Regions from separate parts of the Homo sapiens genome. Here region 1 is linked to region 2. A link is a contact called in ENCODE Hi-C or POLR2A ChIA-PET data. All regions are on one chromosome and are shown on one strand. Each heading gives the region's core, a stretch centred on a gene start or an enhancer-like site at or near the end of the contact. The rest is flanking DNA. Distances are from core to core; before and after follow the strand shown.

Region 1 (5,147 bases), core at 1,402-3,901, 4.1 Mb before region 2:
GAGCTCAAACTATCCTCCCACCTCAGCCTCCAAAAGTGGTAGGGTTATAGGCATAAGCCTTCATGCCCAGCCACAGCAGCTTTACTTACAATAGAAAAAAAATTAAATAGCCCAGGTGTCCAGCAACAGGATATCCAAATGGTGGTATATTCAAATAATGGAATCTTACTCAGCAATGAAAAGAACAAACTGCTAATACATGAAACAACTTGAATGAATTAAAGGATGGACAGACAGATGGAGTAACGTAATAAAAGACACAGGGCAAAATGTTCCTTGTAGAATCTAGATGGCAGATATATAGATATACACTGCAAAATTTTTTCAACTTTTCTGAATATTTGAAATTTTTCATTTAAAAAAAGTGTTTGAAAATTATATAGGCTATAAGGCATATGCATAATTCCTTTTGGAGGGCCCTGGGTGGAGGGAGAAGTGCCTAAAAGAAGTAAGCGGTTTTTACTAAGAGCAGCTAAAACTGAGGAACAGTAAGACATCAATGTGACTGCCAATCAGGACGATGTACACAGTGCCCTGAGATGTCATGGACAAAGGGGATGGCTGTATTTCAATTAAGAGCCTCCCAACTATAGATGTGTTTTGGAGTCAGCCATTTCTCACATGGGCAACTATGTAAGGTAAATCAACAGCAGGGACTTCAACAGTTCATGATTCTCCCAAACAAGGAAGAAGGCAGCTAGTCTCAGAATAAAGGGGAGTCCTTTAAAAATGAAAATATTACACCTGTAATCTCGGTACTTTGGGAGGCCAAGGCGGGCAGATCTCCTGAGGTCAGGAGTTCCAGTCCAGCCTGGCCAACATGGTGAAACCCCATCTCTACTAAAAATACAAAAATTAGCTGGGTGTGGTGGTGGACACCTGTAATCCCAGCTACTCGGGAGGCTGAGGCAGGAGAATTGCTTGAATCCGGGAGGCGGAGTTTGCAGTGAGTGGAGATCATACCACTGCACTCCAGCCTGGGCAACAGAGCAAGACTCCGTCTCAAAAAAAAAAAAAGAAAAGAAAAGAAAAAGAAAAAGAAAATATTTTGTTTTGTAAAAATCTCACTACTTTGTCCACACTTTTCTCAATTCACCGAGTATTCATGAAAACTTCAGTGTGAACCAGGATTTGCACCCACTGGGTAAGGAAAGAGTCTTGGGTCCAAGAAGCTGAATTCTAACCTTGTCTCTGCCACTAAGTAGTGGCACATCCTTTACTAAGACTCTACCTCTCTCTGGTTTACTTTAAGAGCTCATGAACCAACCTAATGGTATATAACAAAGAACAGGGCCAAGAGGGGAGATTTTCCAGGCCCTTGGAGGAGAATGGCAGCCTTTTCCCAAACAGGGAACCATTAAAGCAATCCATGAGCACTTAGCATTAATACCCCAGTTCACGAACCTGAGTTTTGAGCAAGAGCACTAGGCAGAATAGGGAAAACAGGGCTGCAGTCCTCTGTCTACCATTAACCAGCAGCCAGGGAACAGGGCAAGACCTTTAGACTCCCTGGGCCAATCTGCCAACAGTAGACTCAGACCAGATGTGGTCTCATCTAATCCAACCTCCTCATAGATGCCCTCTGAGACTCTGCAGCCGTGGGCACAGGCCAGGAATGCCTCCCCCACCACCAAGTTAAAATCCTACTCATTTAAAAAAATTCCTGTTCAAATGTCACCTGCTTTGTCCGGCCCACCTGGTCACTCCCTCTACATTCTACAGATAACCTCTATTAGAGCCCTCACCACGCTGGAGTGTAATCATCTGTTTATGTGTCTCGTCTCCCAGACTAGACTCTCAGCTTCTCAAGGGTGTTGTTCTTGCCGCACTGGAATTTGTACACCTTGCCCCGAACAGTGCCTAGCACCTACAGGTGCTCAAAGAATAGAATAAACGCATTAATCAATCCCTAATGTCACCCCCCAGCTCTAAAATGCTAGGCTTGACATTTTGAAGTGCAAATGAGACAATGAATGTAAAAGTTCTTTTATTTAGTCGTTTAATAATGTGCATAGTACGTACCAGTCACTGTGACTGGTGCTGGAGACCTCAAGATTGTAAAACACAATCCCTGCCCTGCTGGGACCCCACAACTATGAAAGCGTGTAAACAGTATTTCAAGAAGGGCACCATTAGAGCCTGGTTCCACTTCTCCCCTCACTGACTTCCTTGCAGCTGCAGCTCTCTGCCTCTTTCCCCATGAGCCCTCAATCTGTCCTCAAGCTGCGACCTCTGTCCCAGTTGGCAAAAGTGCAAAATTCTGAAGCAACCACCCGAGCCTGTCGCGGACAACAAAGCCTGCAGTCCCGCGCCCCACTACCCGGACCCCCCTCCCCTGCTTCGGCGAATGTAAAAGTCCGTCTGCACCGAAGGGGATCCCCCCTGCCCAGTGAGCCGCGGTACAGTCCCTCCAAGCGCCGCCCCGGGGGAAGCCGGGCCTTTACTTGCCGACGCCCCCGCTTTCTAAACGGACCTTCGGGCCCGCTCGGGGAGCACAGAGTGTACCTGCGCGGCCCGCTGCTCCTTCCAGTGCTGCATCTGGTCGCTGGCGGGATCCCGGCTGTCAGCCATAGCGTGCGGTTTGCTGTGCAGAACACTGCAGGAGGCCTCGGCTCGTGGGTCTCCACCCTCAGCAGGCAAATCTGCCTGTTGCCCCGAGTCCGTGGCGACTTCAGGCTCAGCCAATCAGCACCACCCCCTCGTCCCGCCCCCTCGGGAGGACTGCCTTCTGATTGGCTGCTCGGCGCTAGGCAGGCCAAGATTGGAAGCCCAATGGGCTCGGAGCAGGGCTCTCCGAAGGAGGCCTGAAGACCGGAGATACCCAGGAGGGTGCGGAAAGGAAGGGTCCCGCTCTGGCCCAGCAATTGGAGAGCCTCGCCCCGCCGGCCCGGGGTGCCCGGGATAGCCGAACCCAGGGCGGGGCTCCCGGTTATCAGCATCCTTCAGGCCGCCCTGGGACGCGGCCGTTGGTGGCCTGCCAGTTTTGCAGACGGAATACTTAGACCCTGCTGGGTGGGGCCTTGCGCTCCATAGCTATGCTTTCTCAGCTCTTAAAAAGTCAGCAATCCTGGGTTAAATTACTCTGTACAAAATTAAATTTTGCCATACGCTAATGTAAGTATTATTTGCAACCAAAGGATGGATGGATGCTTTTCTTTTTCTTTCTTAGCTCTTCTTAACTTATTCGTGGATTATCACTTACTAGACTAGTATACTAATTATTTAATATAAAAACACTCTGAAACGTTTATCTCCGTACAGATGGGTGTTGATTTCCTCCTTTACCAGAGAAAAACAACTTAACTTAGATGGGAAAAATGTATTCCCTTGTGATGGGAAAAATGTATTCAACTCTGGTACACTGCCAAATTGGCTTCTTTAAACACTGGAGAAATCTGCTTCCCCAAATTTTACCCCCAGGTAAGCAGGAATTTTGAAAAGCTTTGTGTCTTTAAAAAGCTATGTTGAAGAGTAAAATACTTAGTAATATATAGTACAATATTTAGTAAGTTACTGACTAGTTTGTCATTGTAATCAAAGAGTTTGAATGATTTCTACACCTCCTCAGGTGCTAGGATTTATCTTTAAGCACCTTAATATATATACATAGTATATACCATCATCTTCAAATTAAAAGTTATCAGCTTTTAATTTTTTCCAGTACAACTACATATAATGGGTGGATATATAATAGTGGAAACTTCACATGTTGTTCTTGATCTTACAAAAGTATGATAAGAATCTTGGGCATAAAAGTGGAACTTTAGCAGTTCATTGGAAAAGAAAGCCACAAATTGATCTTTAGCACCCTATACTTTTCCTATATTAAAAACAATTATAAAGATGCTGTTGGCTGTGTAATTTGGTGTCTTTTTCTACCTGCCCGATCCATACTGCCAAGACTGTAAACTCCATGTGGGTCAGGATCCTCCCATCCATAATTTATTGAGCACTTACTATATACCAGGGACTATTCTCAGCTTTTTGTATATTTGCTTAGTTAACCCTCCCAACAACCCTATGAGTTAGATACTAATATTATCTTCATTTTACAGATTAGGAAACAGAGGTATAGGGAGGTTAAATAACTTGCCCAAAGTTACACAGCTATTAAGGGATAGTCAGGATTCTAGCTTCAGCTGTTCATCTCCAAAGTCCACAGTTTGTTGAATAAATAAATGTTGAAATAATCGAGCAAATCATCTTCTTAACTAACCAACACAAATATCAACAAAATAAATAAGAGACCTGGAGTCATTTCTTAACCTTTATTCATTATATAAAAAAAAGCATGTTTTTTTTTCCTTTGTTTTTGTTACTATGGATTTGAATTCCTAAAGAATTATTTCTAGAGAAAGAAATGGAGAAACAAGACTGGTTTCTGATCTTGTCATATCTTGTATTTTAAAATAAAGGGCAGGCTTACAAGTAATGACAATAAATTTATAATGTTACATAGGAGGCTGGGTGCGGGGGCTCACGCCTGTAATCCCAGCACCTTGGGAGGCCGAGGCAGGCGGATCACTTGTGGCCAGAAGTTCGAGACCAGTCTGGCCAACATGGTAAAACCCCACCTCTGCTAAAAATACAAAAATTAGCTGGGCGTGGTGGCACACGCCTGTAGTCTCAGCTACTCAGGTGGCTGAGGCGAGAGAATCACTTGAACCCAAGAGGCGGAGGTTGCAGTGAGCCAAGATTGTGCCACTGCACTCCAGCCTGGGTGACAGAGTGAGGCTTCATCTCAAAAAAATTAAAAATTAAAAAAAGTCACATATTAGGTGGAAGTTCTATCGACTATAATTACAGCTTAAATGAAAACACTTCTTAAAATCAGCCCTAGTTAAAAAATACTTGAAACCAAACCAATACAATTACCTAAAGGTAATTGCAAGTGATTGGTTAGGTAAACAAATTGGGTTCTAGGTTTTAATATTTTAGTCATATGAATTCATGGGTATTTTTATTGATATAAATAAAAATGTTATTTTAAAAATGCTGTTCTCTGAAGTCAATTTTCAGAACTCAATGAAAATAAAATATACTGGCACAAGACATACTGTTATTAATCCTGGTATCAACAAATTTGAAACCAAGCTTGCAAAGTAGACCATGTAACAAATGTTCAAGAAAAACATTTGAGTACTCAG
Region 2 (5,115 bases), core at 2,398-4,897:
TTGTTCACATACTGTCAAAGAGTCCAAGTCCAGCTAGCTCAAGGAACACCAAATTTCAGACACTGATCCTAAGTGGTCACTGTTTGCATTCTAAAAATCACACCCTCTGGTTGTTCCTCCTCTGTTATATTCCTCAATGTTCTCATTTCCAGCTCTTTCTGACTTCCTCCTATAAGCTAAAGTTCTGCATTTGGGCCTGTTTCCTAGCAACTGTTTTTGCTCATTTTGGTCTGTGTTCTGGCAATGTGGCCTACAGTTTATATTTTGTTTTCTTCAAATGACAGTCCAGCAAGTTCATATTGTTCCTTTCACCTACAGTACAGTGCTATGTTCTTCCATAACGATGATTTATCTGGCCCCTTCCTTAATATAGTTGGAAATGCATTACTGTTTACTCTCCCTGAATCAGCACTGGCATCAGCTGAGACCTCAGTAGAAATACAGAATCTCAGTATCAGCTCCAGACCCAATGAGTCAGGATCTGCATTTCAAAAAGATACCCAAGTGATTTGTAAGCACATTACAGTTTGCTATGTACTGCTTCAGATAATTCAATTAAAAAATTTAAATTTAAAATGTTTTGATATCTTCTATATTTTATAGAAGATAGCAAAAAAGAGTAAGAAAAACACAGATATGTATTTGCCTTACAGGAAGTCTAACTCTAGGGAAGATTATTGAGGGAGAGGAGATTTAAATTCGATACACTAAGGACAGAGAAAAACATCTGCTTCAATAGAAAACTGCACTGTTGAGAGCACAGCCTTTCAGGTTTTCACATTCTGATTACATGGGAAGTCTGATTCTTTCAGCATCTTGGAGCTATTTTACAACTGTCAACTGTAGATAACCAACAGCAATGCAAAATAATTGTCTGTATTCTTGTAAATTCTATCTGCTGAAGGTTCAATGGACTTCCGTCTGACTGTGGAAGCAGCCAATTTTGCCCTCACTTGCACATTTATTTCAATATTCCTGCTCTATAAACATGTCTACTTTTAATTGTCATTTAAACTGGTTATAGCATCTTACCAGTTCCTATTTTAATAATCTTTTAACGCAAGAAAAGATTAATTTGCTCCAAACACTTTGGTCAATATAAAACCTAGTACTCTTCATGGAAGAAAAAAAATCCAGCTTCTTATAGGATAACAAGCAAACCAATAACAAAAACCCCAGTTTTAGAAAGATTCACCATGGTATAAATAAAATCCAGGTTTTCAATACTTTTCAATGTCAAATAATAAAAACACTTTTTGGCAAGTTGAATTTTGCTTGAGCCCTGTGCTGGCTCCTTATTAGCTATAATTTAAAAAATCCTCCCACCCTTGAGTTAGGTAAGACTCAAGGATCCCCCCTTGTTTACCTATGACCAGGCAAAAGAAAGACCCTCCAAATTCTCATTTTTTGCTTCAACTATGAATTTATGAATAATTTGCTGATCTGCTTGGCCCTACAGATCAAGTGGAACAAAATACTTGTTAATCAAACTTTAGTTTCTCTCCTTCCCCCAGGTTCCTGAGCTTTGGCCAACTCTCAGCCAGAGCCAAGGAATAACATTCTCAGATCTACTATTAGATCAAGCCACCCTTATATCCTACTTCCTCACACCAAAACTTTCTAGCACAGTTCACTCCTTGGAGATTCTTGCAGATCTTTTGGTTCTACCCATTGCAAAAGTCCCTTTTCTCCTTTTGTGATAACCCTTTTGAATAAAGTCTCTCCTAAGTCCAGATTTCTTATCTGACATTGTCTTTTAAAAATTCTGCATAGGAGAAAATTAAGACTTTCTGCTGCCTTAGGATTGACATCACTTTACTTTAGTGCCTAAATACAGCATGTTTTGTATTCTAAGATTAACATTTAATATTTTTGTAGCACTACCTAAGAATCAAAAGAGAATGAAATAAATGTAGAATACTTTGATTAGACCTCTCCTACTACCTTAGGCAGTAAACAAAAGTATTTGCTCCTCATACAATTTGAACGCTGCCAGCTCAGGGAATTATCCAGCTTTACTTTAAAACATCAGTAGTTTTAAAGAGTTCTTAAGCATTTTCTCTTGCTGCCCATTACCAAACGGTAAGGAAGGTAGATTAGGTTGAGGAAGCTGAGAAAACTCACACGCGGCCATGATGCTTGCAAGGTCTAGGACATTATCACAGGGGTTTCGGGGTGTTAATGCAGAACACCCCCCCCACCACTAACAAAACAGCAAAACAGCCACTAACAAAACAACAGCAGAGGGAATTGAGGATTAATTAGGGAACTCACTTTTTCTTCCTAAATTTGTAGGGGAGATGCAGAAATACCCGTTCCAATATGTTAATTTCCCTTAACATAGTTTTTTAGTTTGTTACCAGTCTCCTTATTAGTGGGAAAAGTAACATTTAGAGGAAATTTAACAAAACAAAAAATTTACTTCGTTTTTAGGTCAACTGATGTCTCTTTTATGAAAAACATAAAAAAAGTTTTCATGAAATGTTTTATGAAAAAAATTAAAGGCTTTTCTTGGCATAGGGTCTTACAACTTACACAGCGTCTTCCCAGATTATCTCTTATTTAATAAAAATATAATTTAATCTACCCCTACTCCCCAAATCAGGAGCTTTAGTTATGGGTACATACGCCTACAAAAGTCACGCATCCTGCAACTGTGAACTTTTTGTGCCTGTCATCTTCAAATACTGATTACCTATAACATGACAATTGGCCCAAAGGCAAAGAGGAGAGTCTCAATCCTCAGGAAGATCTAGGTACAATAAGAAAGGTAAAGGCAATTTAAAACAAAAATATAGTCCATAACACCATTGAAAAGATTTGGTTCAAGTGTGGTAGTCAGGACATGCCAGGTACAGTGCTTAGGGCAAACATCATTTCAGGAACCTTCATAGCCACCCTGAGGAAAGTACTATCATTCTCATTTACAGATGAAGAAACTCAAGCCTAGAGCTGTTGTTATCATGCCTAACAGAGTGCCCCCAAACCCTGCAATGATTCCCAACCCAACCCTGTAAGAGGCCACATACATTTCTTCCTTAGTTCACGGCTATTTACAAATGACTAAAACCACCAGATCCGTCCAGTGGGCACCTACTAAGTTCATGGTACCGGGATGGAAAAATAAACATTAGCCTTTGGCCTCAAACGGCCAGGGTTGAAAGGATTCTGATTTGAAAAATTAAAAACAAAAATAGCAGAGATAAAGGCTGTCTACGGAGTTCAAGGCCACAATAACCCTAAGTAGTTCACGTCAAAATCGTAGCTTTGAAGGTCCTGGGCCTACAGGACAGGCGACGACCCTCAGAGAGGTCAGAGGCGGCAGAACCTGTGCTGGGCTTTGACACAAGGCGTTGCGTCGCAGATGAACTACGCGGGGGTAGGGGTGAGAGGCCCCGGCCAGCAGCTGGAAATCCCCCTCACGTGTGCGGGCCTCCTCTTCCACCTCTCCCCGGGTTCCCCCGTTACGCCGCCGGGCTCCCTCGCCACCCAGGGGCCTGTCTCCACTCTCCCACTCCTCTCCAGGGCCTCCCCCGTTCCCCTTCCACCTTAGCTTGAGCTCTCCTCCGCCCGGCTTCGGGCAAGATGCGAGTCCACACAGGCCACACTCGACCGACCGCTTCCCAGCCAGTCCCCGCGCTACCACTGAGAGGACGGCAAGCGCGGGCTAGAGGAGCTCAACGCCACCACAAAGAGACGTCCGGGAGAAGCCTAGAGCGGACACGAGGCTGGCCGCCTCCGGGGACGGAAGGGGCGGGGCGGTGTGAAGTGGCAAATGATTCAAGGCGAGGCAAGAGGTGCTTCAGATGCTGTCTTTTGCAGTCCTCCGAGAGGTTAGGGATGTGGGAGGTCCCTGGGGGCCATCTCTTACAAGACACAGTTTCCACTAAATTGGATCGTATTTGTACATCTCTACACCTGTGCGTGATAGTAAACTTTTGCACCCAAATACCCCGACCCCTGAAGGAGAGTGTGAGTTAAAAGGATCTGAAGAACGGACCCTTTGTTTAAGGTCTCACATTCTATTTCTTTAATTCAAGCGAAATATATTCCAAAATGCATCTTTTATTGTAAGCTATAAAAATAGCTATTACTTCGAGTAAAATGTAGGCTCCAGGAAGATGCTTGTAAATTTTCTCAGAACAGAAATGGTATTTTTATTGTATCCTTATTGTCTGTCACAGTATAGGTGCTCATTAATTTTTAAAGTGGGTTTTATTATCTAGAATCCAGGAGAACTGAAAGTCTCTTAAAGATTCTTGGCCTTTTAATTATCTTAAGGTCGGGATAGCAGGGAAACAAAAACTTGTTTTAAACTCCCAGTGAAAAATGAGGAACAGGTAAATAAGACAAGCCCCACCAAGGCCCAAGCGTGCTAGTAATTCTCTGCATCTACTGTAAGCTGTTTTCTGCAGTGCGTCTATGGTCCTCCCACCACTTTCATACTGCTCGCCGACTAGGCAAGCGATTTGATGCCTAGAACTAGGGAATGACAGAAAGGAAAAAACAATGAATAGTTTCTTCAACTGTGTCTGCAGGAGGTTGCATTCTGTAATTCTTTTACTGTTTACTTTGTGGTTGGCACTTTGTTAAGCAATGATTAGACAAAAACAAAATTTATTTCTGCTTCCAAGGAGCTCACAGACTAGTGAGAGAGGAATAAACAGTTAATCACAGTGTGGTGTGAAAAGTGTCATAACAGAAACACATGGATATAAACAGGATAAAATGATAGGGGCTAAAGCAGGAGCGTTCTGGGAGGAGATTAATGCCTGCATGGAACTTAATTTGATGCAATTGTGACTTCCTAGTAAACTAGGCAAGCTATCCTAAAGGTAATGAAACAGAGAAGGCTCACAGATCAAATTAAGATTATTAAATAATATAGCCTATTCAATTTAAGTATCCAGTGAAAAGGTGAAAGAGTTGTGGTAAGTGGACACACTTAGGATAAGGTGCAAGCAAGTGGAAGGACGCCATCACCTGAATCATGGGTTAAGTAATGTTCATATATCCTATCTGCCACAACAGCCTTCTCCGCTGGTGGTATACTTACGAGGACCAGAGGTGAGGTGTCAGCAAGGAGGCCCACAGGTGGAAAGTGCTTTGGGCCAA

Evidence for each region. A loop is a pair of places that touch in the nucleus more often than their neighbours do. ChIA-PET counts read pairs that join two places held with the same protein, here RNA polymerase II (POLR2A). Pooled maps may share reads with other maps.
Region 1: a map of CD8-positive, alpha-beta T cell shows a loop between it and region 2 (13-fold over the local background). The contact joins the promoter of CAT here to the promoter of ARL14EP in region 2. A Hi-C loop is called at or near these places in 2 of 168 maps with a recorded cell type or tissue (both CD8-positive, alpha-beta T cell) and 8 of 50 pooled maps. POLR2A ChIA-PET finds 5 or more read pairs at or near these places in 1 of 52 experiments (OCI-LY7).

What each region holds. Positions count from the first base shown.
Region 1 is chr11:34,436,438-34,441,584 of GRCh38, reverse strand. CAT (catalase) reads right to left here and starts at 2,651. Exons shown (of 13, transcript NM_001752.4): 1 at 2,506-2,651. The coding sequence starts at 2,571. RefSeq lists enhancers at 2,319-2,618, 2,789-2,838.
Region 2 is chr11:30,321,636-30,326,750 of GRCh38, reverse strand. It overlaps ARL14EP (ARF like GTPase 14 effector protein), which reads right to left and starts at 3,647. Exons shown (of 4, transcript NM_152316.3): 1 at 3,549-3,647. ARL14EP-DT (ARL14EP divergent transcript) reads left to right here and starts at 3,805. Exons shown (of 2, transcript NR_187437.1): 1 at 3,805-3,833. RefSeq lists a silencer at 3,418-3,547 and enhancers at 3,618-3,867, 3,380-3,985.